Linked DNA regions of Homo sapiens: regions 1 and 2 are each linked to region 3. The links are chromatin contacts, found by Hi-C or POLR2A ChIA-PET in ENCODE. All regions are on one chromosome and are shown on one strand. Each heading gives the region's core, a stretch centred on a gene start or an enhancer-like site at or near the end of the contact. The rest is flanking DNA. Distances are from core to core; before and after follow the strand shown.

Region 1 (3,750 bases), core at 843-3,342, 140 kb before region 3:
AACTTCAATAATAAATTAATAACAATAATAATGAAACAAATAATAAATCACAATACAGATCGAATAGTGTATAAACGAGAAGGCTCAGAAGCAACCTACTGATGAACTGTTAATATACAGCTATGTATCATGTAAAGTATGATCAATCATTCTCCATATCCACATCAGAGAGAACAGTAGTCATATCTAATTTTTGCCCCTCAACGAAAGATGTCTGGTCAGATGGAAGCATTTCCTGAGACAGCACTGTCAAGCCCTGTTGTGGGTTACCGACGGCCGCACCATGGGACGCCCCAGCCTGGGGCAGTAAAACGTGCAGCAGCATCAGCCTGACCCACTCCCTGGCGGCTTAGGTACGGTATGGCGATTTATAAATAAGCCTTTCTGGTGCTCCTAGTAACTAAATACCCTAACAAGTTTGAATCTAATTTAGTCTTTTCCAAATTTCATCCTCCCTCCAGCCAGCATAAAGGGGTATTCTTTCAAGTATCCAAAAGACTAGGTTTACCACTGCTAGAGGGTAAATGGTCATCTAAGGTGACTCCATTTGATTCCAGAGAAAAAAAAGGAAAATGTTGGGTCTCTTAAGAACAGGAAAAGTCTTTTTTAAGTAAAAACACAAAACCCATCAAGACCTAACAAAACAGATGCACATCAAATCCTCTTATATGAAATACAGAAACCTTTTTCAAAAGGTACAGAAGAAATAATTTAAGAAATGAAAGCAAAATAACTTTGGGAGACTAAACTTTTTTTTTTTCAATTTTAAAAACTTGATGCCATCCTCATGGAAAAGACCTTTAAATGACTTGAAAATTCACCTTAAGATGGTCTATTCACAGCTCAAAATCTGACACAGTCTGACAAAAATGTTGGAATGCCAAGTTCACTTCAGAGCTTACATCTGTTATAACCTGCTGCAAATTTATGACACAGTGCACCTATCAAATACAGCTGGTCCTGCTGCCCTTCTACCAAACAGGTATTCTGTCCACTTTAAGAAGCTCACCTTTCCATCTTTAAAAGAAAAAAAAAATTATACCTGTGATTAAAGAAACAATAAAAATTAAAGCAGAAAATCCGTGCAATGCCCCCTAATTCTCTTTAACATCAATCTTAGGTGGACAGCAAAAGGCAAAGACAAAACTATTACAAAAAAGCAGCGGGTCGGGGGACCAGCACAAACCTGCTGCTGAGGGTACTGCATTCCGGCCATGGCCCCGGGAGTCCGACCCTGGATGCCAATTGGATACCGCTGTGGGCCTGGAGGGCCATAGGAACCTCCTGGGTACGGACTGCTCTGCTGAGGCTGAGAATGAGGGTTACTGCCCATGCCATACAACTGAGGTCTCTTCATCACCATTGGATCCATTGGGCTGCCCTGTGAAGACATAAAAGAAGTCGGTTTATTAATTCATTCTTTATTACAAAGGCACAAATTTGTGTTATGTCAACATATGCATTAATAACACAACTATCCTTAAGTTTTAAAAATATTAAAAACAATGACCTGACAAAACATCCAGCAAGACATTAAAGAAAAAACCTAGATGGATACAAGAAATTTTATTTTTTACTTTTAGGAGTTTTTAACAACTAAGAGAGCTCTAGACTAAACAAAACTAAAAACGATTTTGGACCATAAGCAGAGAGAAAACATTTGCATCTAAAATTCTATTATGCGTACAGGAAAAGAGCATGATAGTTAAGCTCACCCACCTCCTTTTAGCTTACTAGTAATAAGAGCAGAGGGTATTGAGTGATTAACATTTTCTGCCTTCAAAGTATTCTTAGAACAATGATTTTATTTTAGAACTGAGTCTGCAAGTCTTGATCAAACCTTAGTGCAACCGAGTGTTCATTAAAAAGTGAAAAGATAGATTTTAGATCATGCATATGTCCAGGGTAAAGATTTTGTTCAGAGACCAGCAGTGTGTAGGGATGAGCACTCAGACTATGAGTCACAGCACCTCTCCCCATGTAAGTCAGCATCTTACCAAACACAACCAGTTCACAAGTAGATGTTGAATTTTATTTTTGGTTTGGTGAGTCAGGCCCTGGGCTTCAGGGCCGAGGTCATACAGGAGGGCTAGGCGTGGAGCCTCAGCCCTTCATGTCCTGGGACGTCAAAGGAACAAAGCAATAGGTAGAAAGGCCCTCACCCGGTGCTACAGTAGCAGGCAGCATTCACCCAGCAGCTCCTTCCTTCCCTCCTCTGTCCTTCCAAAACCACATACTGATCCCAACTGTGTGCCAGATGCTGCGTTCACACTGAGGTAAGTACATGGGGACTTTCAGGAAGGCTTAAGAATTAGCAGGGTAAATTCAAGACCATCCTGGCAACATCACAAGACCCTGTCTCTACAACAAATTAAAAACTTAGCCAGGCGTGGTGGCAGGCACCTATAGTCCGAGCTGTTCAGGCTAAGGCAAGAAGATCACTTGACCCCAGGAGTTCGAGGCTGCAGTGAGCTATGATCACACCACTCCACTCCAGTCTGGGTAACACAGTGGGACCCTGTCTCTTGAAAAAAAAAAAAAAAAAGAGGCCGGGCATGGTGACTCATGCCTGTAATCCCAGCACTTTGGGAGGCCAAGACGGGCAGATCAGTTGAGGTCAGGAATTTGAGACCAGCCTGACCAACATGGTGAAACCCCGTCTCTACTAAAAATACAAAAATCAGCTGGGCATGGTAGTGCACGCCTATAATCCCAGCTACTCCGGAGGCTGAGGCAGGAGAATCGCTTGAACCCAGGAGGCGGAGGCTGCAGTGAGCCAAGATTGTGCCACTCCAGCCTGAGAGACAGAGCTAGACTCCATCTCAAAAAAAAAAAAAAAAAAAAAAAAAAAAAGAATTACCAGGATAAAGGGGAATAACACGTCCAAGGTGGGAGGGAACAGCATGTACAGTACCACAGGGCAGAAGAAACAGCACAAGGCACTGGGTCAAGGGAGATGAACTGCCTGGTGTGTATCAGGAAATAAAAACCATCTGGATCCACGTGAAGCACGAATTTACGAAGATGCTGAAGCAGGCAGAAGCCAGAACATGGGTGAGCCCTGCAGGGCATTCTACAGGCTCAGGCTGCCTCTGACAGATGAACACAGGACTGCTCCCTTGGGCACCTGACCCAGCTGGAAGCAGGTCAGGTTGCCCTGGCAGGCAGGTGAGGCTGAGGTCCTGAACTGGCAGCAGTGGTGGGAGGAAGCAAGCCCAGCTCCAAGGCACAGTTAGAAGGGAAATGCGGCAGGATTTGGAGACCAAATGAGTGATGGAAGCCAGCAGCCAAATGAGATGGAGTGTGCAGAGGGAGAAGCCAATCACCATATCCCCAGGAGTGGGAGCCTTCAGTGGTTTACATAGGAAACTTGAGGCTCTGATATGAAATCCAGGTGAAAATGCCCAGAAGGAAGAGACATAATGAGCTGCAGCTTGGGGAGTAAGGCCTGACCTGGAAAAATAGGTAGAGAAGTCAGCAGAGAGGACATCCACTCCCAGAGGGCAGGGATTTTCTCTATTTTATTCACTATTATATCTCCAGGGCATAAGTTGAACAGTGTACCCAGCACATTAATTGATGAATTAATCAATAGGAAGCAATAAAACCCATGAACTTTATTTAGGAGGAATATATGAAAGGAAAACAATGGGTAGCGAACAGAATCCTAGAGAATATCACCGCTTAAGGGAAAAGGGAAAATGAACCCACAGACAAGCTGGAAGAATGGCCAGAAAATGTAGACACTCT
Region 2 (4,025 bases), core at 847-3,346, 240 kb before region 3:
CTTCTTCAGTAACTAAAATTAAACAAAAGCTTGGCTGGGCACAGTGGCTCATGCCTGTAATCCCAGCACTTCGGGAGATCAAGGCAGGCAGATCGCTTGAGCCCAGGAGTTCAAGACCAGCCTGGGCAATGTAGGGAGACTCCATCTCTACAAAAATAATAAAAAATTAGCCGAGTGTGGTGGTGCAGCTACTTGGGAGGCTGAGGTGGGAGGATAGCTTGAGCCTGGAGGTGGAGGCTGCAGTGAACTTTGACTGCACCGCTGCACTCCAGCCTGGGTGACAGAGCGAGACCCTGTGTCAAACAAAACAGAACAAAACAAAACAAAAGCTTATCACAACCAACAACTGTTACATTTTAGCAGGCATATAAATATGTTATGGCTATAATTTAATACATTATCAGAAGCAAAAATTTTAAAAAGCAGTGAATAACAGCAGAAATATAAACTATATATATATATATATATATATATATATATATATATATATATATATATAATTAACAACTAAATTTATTATGAGACCATACCAAGTACTGTATTTGAGTTTTGCAGGAAGAAGACTAGTTCATAAAAACAGGGAGGGAGGTCAGCTGTAGCCAAACCAAACTGTCTTTAAACCCAGAGTGAACCCAGAGCAAACCAAAAGCTCCCTGGATTGTTGAATTCCGATTTTGGTCAAACTGCCTTTAATATTACCTCAAAAAGTTGAAATAACTAACGAAAACCTTACTATCAACTATATCTTAACAGGTCCTCTCAATTACCCACATAACAGCGTAAATCGTTATTAAGCTCATAGGATCCTGAGGTTTCTATAAAACCAATAAACACGCATATATAGAACTCCATATGTTCATGGGGCATAGTTTTCAGAGAACCATCATAAAGAATAAAACAACAGTGGGGAACAAAACACACCCAAAAAACCTGAATAGGCACAATAAACTTATAATTAACACGGCCTTTCTGGCATCTTGTCAAACACTCTTCCAAGAGGTATTCTGCATGGTTTCAGCATTGTGCTGAAATAATTAGCATATATAACCCAAATACCACACCACACCACATTTACTGTATACCAGATCTCTAGCTACCTGTGTATGCTCAGCTACTAAACATTCTACCATCGTTTCCCCCTGAAGTCAAACAGCAGGACAGAATTGTTAAATACTTATTATAGCATGTCTCAATTGGCACTGAAAGTTGAAGAACCAGTTTCTAATTGAAGAGAAAAAAAGAATGGAAAATATTGCTTTAAAATAAAATTATCTCCCTTCCCTTGTCAGTTCAAATATGTGTTGGTATTAAAGAAACATCATATACAAGTTCTACTTCTGTTAAGTCCCTGGAATATTGCTTTAAAAATTAATGTTTATTACTTGAAATCCTATAAAAAGCTTCTGCTGTCCCACCCCTTTCTTGCACACTTAAAATTACATGGCTTCTTAAGCCAGGAAACTTTGGAGCAATAGCTGGTACCACCAAGTACACAAGCTGTACAAACTGGATTTAACCAGCCTAGTGTTGGTGCGACCTGCTTTTCAACACGCTCTGAAATACAGGAGCGTGCCAATAATTCCAGCTTTTCACATGTAGCCCTTCTTCCCTTTAAATACATCTCCACCAAAAAAACAAACAAACAAAAAACAAACAAAAAAAGCCTCAGATATTTAACCTCTACTAGTAATGTACCCAGTTCATATCATATTTTTCTAAGAGAATTCAATGCTATTTGTCTAGGTTTTTATTTGATAACAATAAGGTGAGAGTAAGCACAGGCAATCCAAGGACACTTACAGAGTGGCTCTGCAATCTGGTTGCCAGCAGAGGGTGACAATTAAGCTTGTGGGGCACAAAAGCAAAGGCTGAAAGATTATGACCACTCTCCCCACCACCTTCCCCCTCAAACACCACGTTTCTTCCAGATTCTAGATTTCCACTTGTCACACAGACTTCCCGCTGGGTGCCCTGCAGGTTCCTTTCCATAAACAGCATGGATTTCAAATCAAGCAGGGCACAAGGCCTCTATTCAGGGGCCTTCACCCTGTTACAAAAAAGCACAAAGGTGCAGGACAGCCTCACAATGGGCAAACAAATGAGCAGGCCCCGCCTCCTCCTCCAACACACGTGCACACAGTGTCTGCCCAATGCCTACTTTTTTTTTTTTAAAGTAAACTTCAGCTAGGAAATAGTAACAGGCTCAAAAGTCCTATGCATATTACCCTTTTATGTTTCTTTTTATTTTCTCTTCTTCGCTCAATGAACTGCTTTCTAAAGAGGCTGAAAAAGATCATTACAACTATAGTGGATAAACATTTCAATTTAGACATCGTCCCCCTAAAATAAGCAACACAGACTAACAGACTATGAAAGCTATCAGAAAAATGTATTGTGGCCTTATATTTCACTCTTTAAGGCTTTAAAAGTTCAAAATAATTAGATGCCACCAAAATCTCAAATACTATTCCTAACCACAAGAAGCTTTCAGCTATTAAGTACAGTTGGAAATAAAATCAAAACAAAATTTAGTGAGAACTATTGAAAAGGAAACGTGTTCTGCCTCAGCTTATGTTTGAACATAAGTATTAATTTAATAAGGGAGCACATAGAAAAGGTGCCAAGTTTAAACCTAGAACAATCAACAACTACATATAACTTACAGTGGGACTATAAAGTCTGTTTGGCTGTTTTAATAATGATATAAAAATATTCCATAAGAAACTTGAGCTTTTTCATCTTAAAAAGCTATATTTATTTTTTGGTACATACTTATTTTCATCTCAAGAAGAGCAAATACACAGTAAAAAGGCAATGACAGTATCAGAAAATAAAGAATATGTTCAGCATCATATTTTATAAACAAAGAAGCACAGCTTTACACTTTAAAACATTACTGCCATCTTTGGTTATTTGTAAGTTTAAGCAGCCAGTGAACACCAGTGTGTAAACCAATATACACATATAAATAATTACATTTATCTGCTGTATAGAATGCCATATTGTGGTAATACTGCAATGCACAAGAACCAGGCAATGGAAATGAGGTTTCCCCTTTCAGAATTCATCAGTACTGTTTTTCTACATCTCACTCACAATCTTTTAACCATTGATGGACTCTGGCCTTAACCTTCTTTATGTTACGAGTCAAAGGTTAAAGGGAAACTGACTCACAAACAAAGGTGTGAAAAAAGTTTAGCGTAGTAGTAATTACACATTTGTTTCAGAAATTTTCAGTTTGGTATTTCTTCACCCCGCCCCCCCCCTTTTTTTTTTTTTTAAGAAACAAGGTCTCGATCTGTGGCTCAGCCTAATCATAGCTCACTGTAGCCTCTAACTCCCAGGCTCAAGCAATTCTCCTGCCTCAGCCCACCCATGCCTCCCTAGTAGCTAGGACTACAGGCACATACCACTATGCCTGGCTGATTTTTTTTTTTTTTTTTTTTTTTTAAGACGGAATCTTGCTCTCGTTGCCCAGGCTGGAGTGCATCGCGCAATCTCAGCTCACCGCAATCTCCACCTCCCGGGTTGAAGCGATTCTCCTGCCTCAGCCTCCCGAGTAGCTGGGATTACAGGCATGCGCCACCATGCCTTGCTAATTTTGTATCTTTAGGAGAGATGGGGTTTCTCCATGTTGGTCAGGCTGGTCTCAAACTCCCAACCTCAAGTGATCAGCCTGCCTCGGCCTCTCAAAGTGATGGGATTACAGGCGTGAGCCACCGTGCCCGGCCTAATTTATTTATTTTTTTAATATTTTGAGAGATGGGGTATCACTATACTTCCCAGGCTGGTCTCCAGCTACTGGCCTCAAGTGATTCTCCTGCCAAAGTGCTGAAAATCAGGAATGAGCCACTGTGCCCAGGCCTCTTGTAACAAATGTCGTAGACGCTGACTGAATGCCTACTATGGGCTTATTCCCTTTGCGAGGTACTTGAACATATCACAGTATGAAATGAAACATGACCAGGAGGAAAACACTAGTATCCCACTTCTACTACAGGAAAGGGTAAAGATAACTATTACAA
Region 3 (4,073 bases), core at 441-2,940:
CTGACTCTAGCTGCTAGGACATGAACATTTGGAATTTCTTCCAAGGATGAAAAGGACATGGTAAATAATGTCTGAATGAGTTTTCTTACCTACATTGCCACTGCCATCTCTTATTCAAAGGAATATCTCCATTCATATGGCTGCCATAAAGCAAATCCAATGGTAGGAAGACAAGATGGAAGCATCAGATGATCCCCTCGGCATTGACACCTGCTCCCATTTAAGAGATGGGGAGAGAAGCCAGCGTGTTAAATGGTAACAGTTCCTGTCATTCCATGTATACTTAACAGGTGCCAGGATGTGCCAAGCACTTTGGATATGGAGCTCATTTTGCCCTCCAACCCTATGGAGTAGGAATGCTAACACCTAGATTTTCAGGGGAATAGATGGCAAACTGGAGCAGGTAGGTCACTTTCTCAAGGTCACGAAACTAGTAAGTAGCTGTGTCAGTCAGGGTGACTTAAACTGAGCTTTGATAACAAAGAGCTCCCAAATCTTAGTGGCTTACAATATCAAAGATTTATTCCTCCCTCCTGCTAAATGTCTACCAAGGTCTCTGGAGGCTTCTTCCTCAATCTAGGACCTCGGCAGACACTACCAGGACACTGCTGGTTGTCATGCAAGTGGAAAAGGAGAAGACCGCAAAGTGCTCAATGCTGGCACATGTTACTTCTGTTTATTTTGTTGGCCAGAGGCTGTCACATGGTACCTGTAACTTCAGAGGGCCAAGGAAGTACACTCTTATTATCTCAAAGGGAGAGGAGGAATTTTTGCAGACAGCTCTAATGACCACCACAGTGGTAAAGGAAGGATCCCAGAAGAAAGGCATTTTCTAAAGCCTATGCTCTTTGCTCCTATGAGAGCTTCCACTCACGGAGCCCTGGGCGCCTCGTGGGGTCTGAGCACTAAGCGTTTTACAGATATCATTTCTGGTCTTCATAGCCACTTGTTAGGTAGATGCTAATATTCCCTTCATTTCGAGATCAGGTTGCTGAGGCCCAGACAGGTCTTGAAGTAGCTTGAGCCAGATGGTACAGAGAGTACCAAATAGCACGTGTGCAGGCCTCTGATTAGTATGACTCGGGAGGCTCTCTTCTTTCCTTCTTTGCCTTGAGGATTTCCAATGCCACAGACATCATTTCAGTTTCACAACAGAAAACTCACATACATTTTCACAAGATTAAAACTTTGCTTAATCTTGTGTTCATTTATTGTTTTATTAATTGCTCATTGTAAAAATTCAGGTAATACAGGCATGAAGGAGAAAGCGAAAAATCACTAACAATCAAAACATCAAGAGAGAGCCGCTGCTAACATTTTAAGTATGTCCCTCCAGATCTGCTCATCTGTAACTTGTTTCTTCACATAACAATAGGTTGTGAACATCCTTCCAATAAATACACTGCAGTTTTAATGACTGCATAATACTCTATTGAGTGACTGTGCTACAATTTAAAATTCCTTGATGATCCACATTTATCTTCTGTTTAATCTCTCCCTCTTCTCTTGTTAATTCTGAGTTCCAGCTCTTTCTTAACAGTGATGTCTAAAATCTCCTGTGTCTTATGATACAGGATAAGACACAGGTCTCTTATGATAAGAGACCTTATGCTTTCGCATTGTTATGGTCAAAGATCTTTAATCAAAACACTAGTTCCTCTTTGTTACCTCTTTTCTTTCTCCCTCTTTCATAAAGAGCCCCCACAAATGGTATTAAATGTTTTGTTCTGGGAGTTTCAGGCCAGGGATTTTCCTTGACATTTCTTTTTTGTTTCATGTACTTTTTCTGAAATTCCCCAATAAACTGTCCTGTTTTTCTTTTTACTTTTGTTTTTGTATATCCACATTGCTTATTTTATTATATATTTGCATGCCCATATTCCAGAACCACTGAACAGCATGTTTTGTGCTTTTCCTGGCTGTTACCTGTGTGGCAAGGTATTCAGTGGCTTCCTGGCTTCCTTTTCTATGCCCCCTGAGTAACCCCCTATGCAGATTCATCACTTTCCTACTCATTGTAGGTTCCCTGCTTTGCTCATGTTGTTCCCTCAACCTGGAGTGGCCTTTACTGTCATCTAGAGTTGGTCTTCAGAATCCAGCTCAAATGCCTGGCCTTTCACAAAGCACCGTCTGACCCTTTAACTGTTCTTTCCTCTGTGCTTGGTAGCATTTTACTATCACCTCCAATATATACTCAGGAGTCATCTACTGAGCACCTATGGTGTACCCTGGAGGGCTGGGGCAGAACAGACAACAATCAGCCTTGGTATCCACCCTCTAGGAGTCCGGGGAAATAGGAAAACAGAACTGGAACCCAGTGTAGTCCAGGCTGAAATGGAGGTCAGCAGAGACGCCAAGATAATGACAGGGCCACGCCAGCGCTCGCTGGCTTTTCTTTAACGCACGTTTTCCCTTAGTAAAAATCAAGATCCTGAGGGAGAAGTGATCCTTTTTAATTCGCCTTTTCGGGACTTTGTGGCAGCGCTTAACGCGCCTTATGCTTAATGGCACACGTCGGGGGGCTCCCGGGAGATGACGGGTGGGCGGACCCCAGGCGCAGGTCCAGTCCCATTACCCACATTTCCCGGAGCCCAGTCTACTTTTCACATCTTTCATTCCCCCTGAAATAGATGCACATTCGCCTCCAGATTTAGAATAGGAGCAATGAGTATTTCACGAAAGCCTGGAAAATATGACTTTTCCAGAAATGGCTTAAGTCGGTCATAGATCTTCAGGCTCCTGGCAACTGCGGGACGGGGGTGTGCCCTAATTGCATCCATTTCCTCCCAGGCCTGATTGGGAATCTTGCACCGGCATCGCGAGCCCCGCTCTTCGGCCTCCAGGAGCGAGTGAGGGACGCGGGAGAGGGGCTTTTCTTCGGCGTGCGCGTCCCCCTGCCGCCGGCTTCTCCAGCTCCTCGCCGGGCCGCGCTGCCGCCCAAACTCCGCGGCGCCGCCCGCTCCGCGCCCGGCTCCGGCCCAGGTTTTGCGGCCCGCCCGCCGCCGCGCTCGCCGAGCCGGAGGCTGGCGCCGCCGAGGCCGCCGCGGCCGGGGCGTGGGGGCCGCACCGCGCACGCGCGCCCGCGGCGTCTGAGGCTCCCTGCGCCCCGACTCCGCGCGGCCGGAACCCTCGCGCCGCCGCGCCACCCGGAGCCGCCCGGGACCCGGACCCCGCGCGCCCCGCGCCGGGCGGGGACTATTTTCTCTGCCCGTGTCCTCTCCTCTCCCCACGCCGGGAGGAACATTCCTGGCTCTCCCCGCCCGGCTGCGTCTGTGCCCGCTCCTCCCCCGCCGCGTGTTTTCCGCCCCAGTAAAGATCGTGCCACACAAATAAGCCTCGAATGCCCTTTGCCGAGCAGGCAGGAGGGCAGCAAGCGCAGAGCCCGAGCGGGCCATTTTCAGGGCGCGTCTCCGGAGCCGCTAAAAGTCTTGTTTTCTCCCAAAAGTGGAAGGTGGGAGGTGGGGCGGTCGTGGGGCCGCTTCCAACTGCTACACACGCTCGAATAGTTGTCAGTAAAATCAAACTGACGTCAGCCCTGAGGAAAAAGATAGGTCTCTTTTGTTCTCATGTTCTACCCCCGCCCCTTGCGATCAAAGGCAAAAAACATTTTTTTGGAGGTGGGGGGAAAGACAAAAAGGGGGAAAAAATTGCAATGCGGAGAGATAGCTTCCATCAGAGCTCCTGCCCGGGCGATGGGAATGTTTAATGAATGCATCAAGCCTTTTGATCACCCTCGCTCGGTTGGGTTCAGTAGTGCCGGAAGGTTAGTTGCATCTCCTGTGGCTGATCTGAAATTCGATCAGCAGAGGGGGCAAAGAAAAGAAAAGCATTTTAATGGGAATCAATAGGGGATCATAGGTCTTGGAAGGAAATACGTGTTGATTAAAAATGCCACAAGATTAAAAAATGTCCACGACTTGTTTAAAAAGAGAAAAAGGAAAAAACAGAGAGGAGAGGAGAGAGAGAGAGGAGAGAGGAGAGGGGGAGGAGGAGGGAAAAAAACCCTTAGCAATCTATTTTCTCTGTGTGTTGCTGCCAGAGAGGCAGTCAGCAGACCAACAGTTTGTATAATG

What was found. A loop is a pair of places that touch in the nucleus more often than their neighbours do. ChIA-PET counts read pairs that join two places held with the same protein, here RNA polymerase II (POLR2A). Pooled maps may share reads with other maps.
Region 1: a map of ascending aorta shows a loop between it and region 3 (2.0-fold over the local background). The contact joins two enhancer-like sites. A Hi-C loop is called at or near these places in 5 of 168 maps with a recorded cell type or tissue (K562, MCF 10A, ascending aorta and 2 more) and 4 of 50 pooled maps. POLR2A ChIA-PET finds 5 or more read pairs at or near these places in 2 of 52 experiments (A549 and activated T-cell).
Region 2: a pooled map shows a loop between it and region 3 (2.7-fold over the local background). The contact joins two enhancer-like sites. A Hi-C loop is called at or near these places in 4 of 168 maps with a recorded cell type or tissue (CD4-positive, alpha-beta memory T cell, MCF 10A, PC-3 and 1 more), 4 of 37 single-sample maps with no recorded cell type and 13 of 50 pooled maps. POLR2A ChIA-PET finds 5 or more read pairs at or near these places in 2 of 52 experiments (GM12878 and T-cell).

The regions. Positions count from the first base shown.
Region 1 is chr6:156,826,858-156,830,607 of GRCh38, reverse strand. It overlaps ARID1B (AT-rich interaction domain 1B), which reads right to left. Exons shown (of 20, transcript NM_001374828.1): 2 at 1,187-1,381. Among named protein-coding and RNA genes, the nearest start is that of MIR4466, 49 kb to the right of the region's middle. RefSeq lists an enhancer at 1-752. Within about 2 kb of position 2,092, at least 14 of the 41 ENCODE cell types and tissues checked have a DNase peak (open chromatin) inside an H3K27ac peak, as active enhancers do; they include ascending aorta, where a contact is called at or near this core.
Region 2 is chr6:156,931,387-156,935,411 of GRCh38, reverse strand. The region is part of intron 3 of ARID1B (AT-rich interaction domain 1B); the gene reads right to left. Among named protein-coding and RNA genes, the nearest start is that of MIR4466, 150 kb to the right of the region's middle. Within about 2 kb of position 2,096, at least 11 of the 41 ENCODE cell types and tissues checked have a DNase peak (open chromatin) inside an H3K27ac peak, as active enhancers do.
Region 3 is chr6:156,686,433-156,690,505 of GRCh38, reverse strand. No RefSeq gene overlaps it. Among named protein-coding and RNA genes, the nearest start is that of ARID1B, 89 kb to the left of the region's middle. RefSeq lists a silencer at 2,981-3,290 and enhancers at 2,644-3,570, 3,571-4,073. Within about 2 kb of position 1,690, at least 8 of the 41 ENCODE cell types and tissues checked have a DNase peak (open chromatin) inside an H3K27ac peak, as active enhancers do; they include ascending aorta, where a contact is called at or near this core.